Regions from separate parts of the Homo sapiens genome. Here region 1 is linked to region 2. A link is a loop called in an ENCODE intact Hi-C map of the cell type or tissue named here. Cell type or tissue: PC-3. All regions are shown on one strand. Each heading gives the region's core, and the rest is flanking DNA. Links, peaks and the distances in the headings are about the cores only.

Region 1 (5,388 bases), core at 263-5,262, 56 kb after region 2:
GCAATGGCACGATCTCAGTTCACTGCAACCTCCGCTTCCCAGGTTCAAGCGATTCCCCTGCCTCAGCCTCCCAAGTAGCTGGGATTACAGGCGCCTGCCACCACACCTGGCTACGAATGTGCTCTCTAAAGCAGATGATGAAAGAAAGGTACAGACCATGAGTACCCAACAGGATGAGAGGATGCCCTATTCCAGACGAGCAGGAAGTTGGCCAAGTACCAAAGGGGCCCATGGGTTATCAAGGACTTACTTGATCAAACTGTAGGACCATTTTCTCTGTTCCCTACCCCTAATCAACAGTGATATCTGCCCTCCCGCAGTACTTAGCCTTTCATTTTTATTCTAAAGTATTTCATCTGCTTTCTGTTATTTATCCTTACTACACAGCTTTCTGCCCACTAGAATGCAAGTGACCTGAGACAGTGTCTGTAACTTCTTCTCAAGGCAACCATAAGCAAAAAGGTAGTACTAATGTCTCTATTTTACAAATGAGAAGACTGAGACACAGTGAATTTAAGTGGCCCAAAGTCACTCCACTTTTAAGTGACAGAGCCAGAAAACTAACCCAAGCATTACAGCTTCAAAATCCATGCTCAATCACCCTCTGGAATCCCATTTCTCATGTGTAAAGGGAGAAATATTTATCATCTAGTGTTTTTATTCATGCTTTATTTTATTCCACATTTTCATAATGCAGCATAAGCTCTCCGTGACTTACAATCCCCTGATATCAATAGGATATGTATAATATGATGCAATTGATCACTATTTCCCCAATAGATTTTCTGAAAAGTACATTGGATATTTTTGTTTTCCTCACAAAATTAGACCTCCTAGGTCTAATGTCACACAGAATGTAGAATTTCCAAGTAGACCACCTGGGTTCAGATCTGTCCCCTATGGTATTATCCGTCCTTGGGCACAGTGTTTAACCTTCTCGCCTTGATTTCTTCATCCGCAGGATAGGCATGATGATAATCCCTTCTTCAGGGTTGTGAAGATTCAGTGATACAATTCATAAAGCACTTGGGACACACATGGCGCTTAATAAATGTTATCCATTATTGGCATAACGACCTTTCAAAATGCAGAACTTCTATTTTTCACAATAATCGTGGCATGAGGATGTTGGATTCAAATTCTTTCTGAAAGTAACAAAAGCAGACAAGTTTCTGCTGTATTTTGGTGGTTTAGCAGATTGTGATGAGCAGCTCCTTGGAAACTCCAAAAGATTTTATTTGACCTTTGCAGCCTAATCTTTCTAAAATGGAGATATGATCCCATCCCCTCCCCTGTAAAATCCTTCCAGACTCCCTCTTGCATTTGACATCTATTCAAATACCATGGTGTTCAAGATCTCTAATCTGCCCCCACTTCTCTCTCCAGCCTCACTCTTCTTCTGGATTCTTTTTTTTGTTTGTTTGTTTTTGTTTTTGAGACGGAGTCTCGCTCTGTCACCCAGGCTGGAGTGCGGTAGCGCAATCTCAGTTCACTGCAAGCTCTGCCTCCTGCGTTCATGCCATTCTCCTGCCTCAGCCTCCCGAGTAGCTGGGACTACAGGCACCCACTACGCCCGGCTAATTTTTTGTATTTTAGTAGAGACGAGGTTTCACCATGTTGGCCAGGATGGTCTCAGTCTCCTGACCTCATGATCCACCCACCTCTGCCTCCCAAAGTGTGAGGATTACAGGCATGAGCCACAGTTCCTGGCCTTCTTCTGGGTTCTTAAATGTTCCTTGTTCTTTCAGGCTCATGGGTGGGTGCTTCTGTGCCTCTCTATGAATTCTTTACTCTGCCTGATATATTTTTTCCCTTATTTCCAGCCCCCTTCTCTTTCTTTCTCTGCCCTGTCTTCTTCATTCAAGTTCTACATGTCTTTCAAGGCTCAGGTCCAATGTCAACACCTCCAGGATGAACAGTGTCCTTTGTAAGTGCTGCCAGGGTATCCTGCACTCCCCTGTAATCGCAGTTACCACAAAGAGCAGGAAAAGATAACATGCTTCTTTTATAAAGCATCTATAACATTTTATCACAAGTATTTGTCTTTGTCATGATGCTGGGGGCTCCTTGAGTTGGAAGTGCATTTTAATCATCTTTTATTCATCTCACTCAGCACCTGACCCATAAGTGGTGTTCAGCAAAGAATTGTTGAATGGGACAATATCTAGAAATCTGCCACAAGATAGGCTTTTTACCTAAAATTGTGAATAATAATATCAGCTACCTGGCTTCCAGAGAGAAGGTCAAAGGCATGTACTGCATATCAATAATTACTTCGTGATATGATTTGATCTAGTATCACTGAATGCCATATTGCAATGAGGTACACAACATCTCTCTAATTTTAAACAATTTATGGCCAGTTAAATTGACTGGGGCATCCTGCTCAGGAAGGGAAATTTGCAGATGTGAACTCTCTATGAATTCCTTAGCATTAACTTGTCTAATGGACATAAACTGTTCTCCAAAGGGATGACAAATAAAAGTACAGCTACTAGAGAAATCTGGCAACTAGATGGTATTCAGTGGGGACAGTTCCACCCTCTAGGGGACGTGGTGGAATTGCATGGGGGAATCTTCCGCATTAGAGCGTTGGGGCGGAGGTGGATGTGCTACTGGCATTCACTGAGGGGGACTCAGTTGTAACCAAGATCCTACAATGCATGGAAGCAGCCCGCACAACAAAAAAGACTTGATGTCCATCGGCATGACTTTGGAATGTCCACCATTACTACTGGTGAAAAAAAAAACGTAATCCCATTTTACCTATATTTGTTGCACTGCCTTAGTATACACTGAATTCTTCAGATATACAGCCACTGTGCAAATCAAAGGATGATCAAACTTTGCTGGGAAAAAATCACATTAATGAAATCAGTGCGATTGTGTTTGAGTTGCCAGAATTACCAACTGCATCCGTCTGGATTTGAAGCTGTCACATCATGGTGATTTTGAATAAGGGGTTAGCATCTGTCTTTTTTAAGTCTGCCCAAACCTTTACATTTAGAAATAAGTTACTTCCCTTTCTTTCTTCTATTCACCATTGGGGCATTGTATTGATTTTTAAAAATTATGTGTGTAGTGAGTTATCTATAAATTTCATTTTAGGACTCATAAAGGGATGTCACAAAATATTTGTTCTAAGGAGAGCTCATTTTGGGGTCCAACAGGGCTGAGAATCACTGCCTTCGAAACTTAGGCTTATGCTCTTAAAATCTCCGATGAATTTTGTGCACAGAACCATCAAAATCTCAAAGCAGGTCTTCCGTTGCTGTTTGGATCTGTTTGTTTATGCATATCAACTCCAGTACAGACTAGCTGCAGGACCTTGGGCAAGTTGCTTCATTCCTTTGTGCCTCAGCTTTCGAATCTTTAAAATAGGAATTGTAATACTTTTCTGTTGGGGTTGTTTAGAGCATAAAATAAGTTAATACATACTAATACTTAATGCTTGGCTCATAATAAGAGCTTTAATAAGGTAACCTTAAAACCATTAAAAGGACCAAAATACTACAAACATAAATAAAACTAGTCTAATCGTATAGGAGTGCGCCCAAGATTATGTGTATAAATGTTCATCCTTTTACATGCAGCTGTTTCTTTCCTTAATTATTTTGAACAATTTGGGATACCCGGAAGTCAGGCCACTTTTAGATACAGGATAAAGCAGGAGACTAGAAGTCAGAGCCCCTCTGCCTTTAGACTGAGCAGAGGCCGAATATCTTTGAACTTGTTTCCTTAACTAGAAAATGAAGAGACAAGGCCAAACAACTCTCTTAGGACAGAATTCTGCCTCTAACTAATTGTGTTTGAAAACTGAGAGTGACATATGATAGTATGAATTCCTATAAATCTGGGCTTTCAAACCACACCTGCAGGGGCCAGGTAGGTAGCATAGCAAAAATAGATGGGCCAGGTGGGGAGACCAGGCAGGAGGCTGGCAAATGGCAGGTGTCCTGTCTGAAGAGGATTGACCTGACCCCAAGGCAGTGCAGGACCCCTGGTGCCACGTCCTCTATGTCATGAGAAGCCAGAAATCCAGATTCTTATGAGAAACGTCCTAATGATGAATTCTCTACAGGCCAAACACATCGGAGGGCTGTAGACTGAGACCTCCATAAAAATTCACTTCCTTTGCTGCTTTCACGAGCCCTGATATGGAATTTTTTTTTAATTTTAAAATATGAAGTATGTGTTAAAAACATTTCCTTTTTTTTAAAGAAGGATCGCTAAAGAGATAAAATGAATCACATTAAAATTTAAATAGAGTTCATGAAAATATAAAGTGTTTTATTTATTCTAATCCAACAAGATATATGCCCAAATATATAGTCATCAAACATAAAATTCAGGGGCACTGGAGATATATATAATATTAGATGATTATACCAATAGCTAGACTTTGAACTCCAGTTATTATTAACATAAAAATTACAGTATGACTACTAAATAATTAGTACAGTCAATGTGGTAAATACATTAAATTACAAATATTTACATTTGAACATAGCTCATTTTACAAATAAATGTTTTAAGCCCCAACTGTCCAACTTTCACTGAAACACTAAATGTTGCTGAACAAAAAGTCTGCAATAAATACTCCCTCCAGTGAGTGGGGGAAATGATTTTACATACACTCTGTGTTACAATGAATGTCTGAGTATATATTTAAAACTTTAAACTCCTCATGTGATTATTGAAACCTTGTATTCTGGAAAAACTCATATTGTAAACAAAATTTAGTTATTTATTTAAAAAGTAAATGTTCTCATTATGCTAATATTATTCATGGTTAGGTTACTCCCGAAATCATAAATAGATTTTTCACTGCCCCCTTAAGTTTACCTAATAGTTAATTTTTTAAGTGAACCTTTGATAATTACAATTAGGTATTTTTCTTTGCTTATTTATGAATATATTCCTATCATAACTCAATGAACAACTTATATGAAAAAGAAACATGTAGCCCTTTTCTAAGCAATATAGCTGAATGTCCAGTAAAACGTTTTTAGCCAGTTTGCAACTTTAAAGTCAAACTGCTGCATATTTTGAATAAAAGTAGCATAGATTGAAATGTAATGATCACATGTTTGCAAAACCAGAAAACAGTTCTCTGGTTTAGCCTTTCTGTGATTGGAGACAGGAACTTTCAAATTAGAAGGTGCTGTGTTTTCCTAGCATGCTCCTCCATGACACTGATCAGTTACAAGGGAAATTTTCTCAGAATTGCATGTGGCAATGGGAGCAGGGCTCCACCTGTCTGCCATCTGACTGAGTTGTGGATTCATGGCCTGGGCGTGTCAACTGGAACTGAAGTCTGGACAGCTCTTCCCAGGCAGTGGGGGCTCCTGCTGGAGGGGGTAAGCGAAATACTGGGGTGACACCAGG
Region 2 (5,388 bases), core at 75-5,074:
TCTCACAGCTCCACTAGGTGGTGCCCCAGGGGGAACTCTGTGTGGGGGCTCTGACCTCACATTTTCCTTCTCCACTGCCCTAACAGTGGTTCGCCATGAGAGCCCTGCCCCTGCAGCAAACTTATGCCTGGGCATCCAGGCATTTCCATACATCTTCAGAAATCTAGGCAGAGGTTCCCAAACCCCAGTTCTTGACTTTTGTGCACTCTCAGGCTCAACACCACATGGAAGCTGCCAAGGCTTGGGGCTTGCACCCTGTGAAGCCACTGCCCGAACTCTATGTTGGCCCCTTTCAGCCATGTCTGGAGCAACTGGGATGCAGAGCACCAAGTCTCTTGGCTGCACACAGCACGAGTGTACCCTGGGCCTGGCCCAGAAAACCACTTTTTCCTTGTAGGCCTCTGGGCCTGTGATGGAAGGGGCTGCCATGAAAACTCTGACATACCCTGGAGACATTTTCCCCGTTGTCTTGAGGATTAACATTTGGCTTCTCATTACTTAGGCGAATTTCTGCAGCCTGCTTCCATTTCTCCTCAGAAAATGAGATTTTTCTTTTCTATTGCATTGTCAGGCTGCAAATTTTTTGAACTTTTATGCTCTGCTTCCCTTACAAAACTGAATGCCTTTAACAGCACCCAAGTCACCTCTTGAATGCTTTGCTGCTTAGAAACTTCTTCCACCAGATACTCTAAATCATCTCTCTCAAGTTCAAAGTTCCACAGATCTCTAGGGAAGGGGCAAAATGCTGCCAGTCTCTTTGCTAAAACATACCAAGAGTCGCCTTTGCTCCAGTTACCAGCAAGTTCTTCATCTCCATCTGAAACCACCTCAGCCTGGATCTTATTGTCCATAGCATTATCAGCATTTTGGTCAAAGCCATTCAACAAGTCTCTAGGGAGTTCCAAACTTTCGCACGTTTTCTTGTCTTTTTATGAGCTCTCCAAACTCTTCCAACCTCTGCCTGTTACCCAGTTCCAAAGTCACCTCCATGTTTTTGGGTATCTTTTCAGCAGCACCCCACTCTACTGGTACCAATTTATTGTATTAGTCTGTTCTCACGCTGCTGATGAAGACATACCCAAAACTGGGCAATTTACAAAAGAAAGAGGTTTAATGGACTTACAGTTCCACATGGCTGGGGATGCCTCACAATCATGATGGAAGGCAAGGAGGAACAAGTCACGTCTTACATGGGTGGCAGCAGGCAAAGCAAGAGAACTTGTGCAGGGGAACTCCCCTTTTCAAAACCATCAAATCTCTTGAGACTTATTCACTATCACAAGAACAGCATTGGAAAGACTTGGCCCCATGACTCAATTACCTCCCACCAGTCCCTCCCACAACACATGGGAATTCAAGATGAGATTTGGCTGGGGACACAGCCAAACCATATCACTTGCCAACAGAAATACAATGCAAGCCACATTAGCAAAAAGCAAAAAAAAAAAAAAGAAAGAAAAAATTGATCTCAGTATATTTTATCTAGCTCAATGTATTCAAAAGATTATCATTGTCACCTGTAATCACTGTCAAAAATTATTAATGAGACATTTTACATCCTTCATCCTAAGTTTTCAAAATCTGGAGTATATTTTACATTTATACCACGTCTCAATTTGGACTAATCACATTTAAGTGTTCAAGAGCACGTGTGGCCAGTCTCTACCATGCTGGGCAGCACAGCAGTGGTAGATAAATAAGTGAACTGAATGGTTAATCAAGGCATGATAAATATGTTATTTGCCTTTTTTTAAAAAGTTGCCTTCTTATTGTCAGAAGCTATATGTGTAGTAATTCTAGGTGTTATCAGTTTCATGTCCCTGTTGGAGCTCTGCAGATCATGACAATGGCCTTCCCATTGTTAAGAAAACCTCATTCTCCCACTCCTGTCAAGGACCCACCATGGTCTCATAAATCTGCTGAGGGTTCCCTTACAGATAGATGTTTGTTTCTGCCACTTTACCATTTAATCTGTTGACTGTTTCTACACGTCTGTCAAAAAAGATACAGCCAGGCTGGGTGCGTTGGCTCACGCCTGTAATCCCAGCACTTTGGGAGGCTGAGGCGGGCAGATCACAAGGTCGGGAGTTCGAGACCAACCTGGCCAACATGGTGAAACCCCGTCCCTACTAAAAATACAAAAAATTAGCTGGGCATGGTGGCAGTTGCCTGTAATCCCAGCTACTTAGGAGGCTGAGGCAGGAGACTCATTTGAACCAGGGAGGCAGAGGTTGCAGTGAGCCAAGACTGTGCCACTGCACTCCAGCCTGGGCAACAAAGCAAGACTCCATCTCAGAAAAAAAAAAAAAAAAAAAAAAAAGATCCATCCATTTGCTATATGGAAATCATATTCTATCCTTTACTCTGAGAAGTAACAGTATAAACAAAGTCAGTACGTTGACACTTTCGTTGGGGGCTGGTGTATATTTGCTTCACCTGTTCTTTGTGCCTCTGTCAGAATGCTTATCTCCTTGTTAAATGTTGACTGAGCATAGTTCTTATTATGAGTCAGGCTAGTAAAATTGAAACTTAGTTTTGAAGTGTACAGGCAGTTTGGTGTAATGGTCACTAAAAAGGTTACAACCTATTAGATAAAATAACCTAATACAGGCCAGGCGCAGTGGCTCACGCCTGTAATCCTAGCACTTTGGGAGGCCGAGGGGGGTGGATCACGAGGACAGGAGATCGAGACCATCCTGGCTAACATGGTGAAACTCTGTCTCTACTAAAAATACAAAAAATTAGCCAGGCGTGGTGGCAGGCGCCTGTAGTCCCAGCTACTTGGGAGGCTGAGGCAGGAGAATGGCGTGAACCCGGGAGGTGGAGCTTGCAGTGAGCAGAGACCACGCGCCATTGCACTCCAGCCTGGGTGACAGAGCGAGACTCTGTCTCAAAAAAATAAATAAATAAAAATTAAAAAAATAACCTAATATGTGGAAATATAAACAAGATACGTAAATGAACTTACTCGTTCATTACTGCTAGATTTGGTCTGGAATAGTGTGTGTTTTGAAGCAAAATGCACTTCTAAAATAGTTTATAAGATTCAAAAAAATATTCTTTGTTGTTTATATAAATGTGTAGTTCTTTTCTAAAGTAATTATTTTTCTATTCTCAATCCCTTCTATATATCTAGCTTTTCTATTTATATGTTCTTCTCATTCCAGAACACTGACATTCAAGCAAATAACAATTTATACAGTTTATTTACATAGATTTATCAAGATACCAGGAATTTAAAGCCACTGCCAGCAATAAATCTGCTTATAAAAAGTTAATTTTATAAAATAAGAATGTCCAACTTGTCGCTTTTTAAATCTAAATTGACAGCAATAAAGTAGACAAAATTTATGTACTAATGAGAAAATAAAAACATTAAAATCAAATGAAAACAATCTTCATGCCCTGTCCTGTTTCAAACCCAGAATTATGTGATTTGTGGTTGATTAACCCTAAACTTCACTTGCCTTTGATTTTAAAACCTGTTCATGAGATATTTGACACTGATCAAATTCTTTACACAGTGAAAAGGAAGTGAGTTCTAAACTTTACTGGAAATCTCATTTTTATTTTTCTCAAGAGTTTGTGGAAATGTATTTTGAATATGATTCAACTGTCTTGGTAATGACCTTTTAAATCAATTCCCAGATACCCAACTTTTGCCAGCTAAAACAAGTTCTGCAGATGTTAATGGCTCATGTCAATACTGTGAATGAATAGACAGAAAACACATCATTGAATGTCTCTAGTGAGGACAACTGCCAGTCTCGAATCTCTCCTTTCAGTTTTTTGTGCTGATCAGGCGTGGGAGCAGAGGACTCATTGACTGTTTGTAAGCTGCTGTTTAATATGCAGAAATGCTCCATCAGGAAAATGAATGTGAAGCTTTAGCTGCCACGCCTCTACTGGGAGGTGGAATTTAGAAAATAATGCCAGGAGAAGCAGGTCTGAAATTTCTATGCTAATAAAGGAATAGTCTTGAACACTATGTGTTTTATAGATTTAAAACTACAAACACTGCTTTTCTCCTTGCTATATTGCTTAGGAAAGTCACTATCTAGATATTCCATTGCTGTAAATTACAGCCAGACGAATACAGATTTGGCAGATGGTGGTATAAAGCTCTTTCTTACAGGAGCTGCCCAGGAGCAGCTCTAGGTGTTCATTTAAATTATTGGCTCCTTTTAAAGAGAGATTTTTTTTTATTTCTCTGATATGTCTGACTCCTTCCTCATAAAATAAGACCTTTCCTTTCAAATGATTGGTCACATCCAAGTTTTCTGGGAAGATCTCAAAACCAAGTTGTGTTTCTAATTTCCAGAAGCTTTGATAAAAGTCAATAAGGTGATACTGTCCCAGCAAGTGGTGCTGGGAGTTGAATTCCCTGTGAATTTAAATAAACTAGACACCTCCCCAGAGGGACCGGTGTTTTCTTTCTGAATCTGTGGCTCTGGTTGAATTAGAGGAGGTACTTTTATGTGTTTGGGATAATTTAGATGTTGTTTTATTTTGCACGGGATATGTTCCCAATATTAACTACAATCTCAGCCTAACTTGAAATCGGCCTGCTGGTAGGCTACTTCACTGTTAAAGACCTTCTCTTTCTCCTTTAAGATATGTAAACTTGAATATTAAAATATTAGAGTGAAAATCTAAGGTACTCTATTGAAAGTTTCTGTTCTTACCTAGTCATTTCTTCTTTAAAAATAAATTAAAATGTTAACCCTTAAAAATCCAGGAAATACATTTTCTAAAAACATGTTCACCTACCTTTCAGTAGGAAAAATAAAATGATAAAAATGTGTTGATACCTTTCCACTTAAAAATTGTCGTAAAGTATAAAGCAGGTCATGCATTTTAAAATACACTTTGGAAACAAACATGTTAGTTTACTTGCAAATTATTTCAAATTTGAAACTTACTGTAAATATTGATTTGAGGGAGAATCTTAAATTTCAAGCTCGTAGTAGCCTTTGAATCAGCACCAAATATTAGGTACACAGAAGCTAGGGGACCATTCGTATTTACTAATGTTTGCCCACATATAAACTTACTAACATAAACTTCTCATTGTACGGTATTGATGATTGCAAATGCATTTAGAACTACAACTTTTGAGCCAAATCTTGTCCGTTAGACGAATTTGGTATGCAGAGCGCTTCGGCTTTCTTCAGACCAACAAAGGTTAGACTGTGTCTTCATAGATTAGAGAGGCCATAATTGGAAGTTTGTTTTGAAATTCCTTATATTTCCATCATACCTTAAGAAATCTGAAAGAGCTTTTTAGAATGAATTACTACAATAGATCACAGTTGCCTTCATGGAAAATAGCCCCATCACTCTGAGTATCCCAAATATGTATTTACATAATCCACATCTCAGGCCAAA

The links. Peaks named below come from ENCODE experiments on the same cell type or tissue, not always from the same donor. Only the 100,000 strongest peaks of a DNase experiment are listed, where the experiment ranks them.
Region 1: a loop joins it to region 2, with 4 times the contacts of the local background. A loop is called at or near these places in 2 of 110 quality-filtered maps.

The regions. Positions count from the first base shown.
Region 1 is chr4:42,401,364-42,406,751 of GRCh38, reverse strand. It overlaps SHISA3 (shisa family member 3), which reads right to left. Exons shown (of 2, transcript NM_001080505.3): 2 at 4,265-5,388. The coding sequence ends at 5,301. Among named protein-coding and RNA genes, the nearest start is that of SHISA3, 6.6 kb to the right of the region's middle. In PC-3, for the core only: CTCF peaks have their summits at 2,339, 2,542 (motif pointing left) and 5,249; no DNase peak of the experiment used is centred there.
Region 2 is chr4:42,457,312-42,462,699 of GRCh38, reverse strand. All of the region lies in intron 27 of ATP8A1 (ATPase phospholipid transporting 8A1), which reads left to right. Among named protein-coding and RNA genes, the nearest start is that of SHISA3, 63 kb to the right of the region's middle. In PC-3, for the core only: no CTCF peak of the experiment used is centred there; a DNase peak (open chromatin) is centred at 2,469.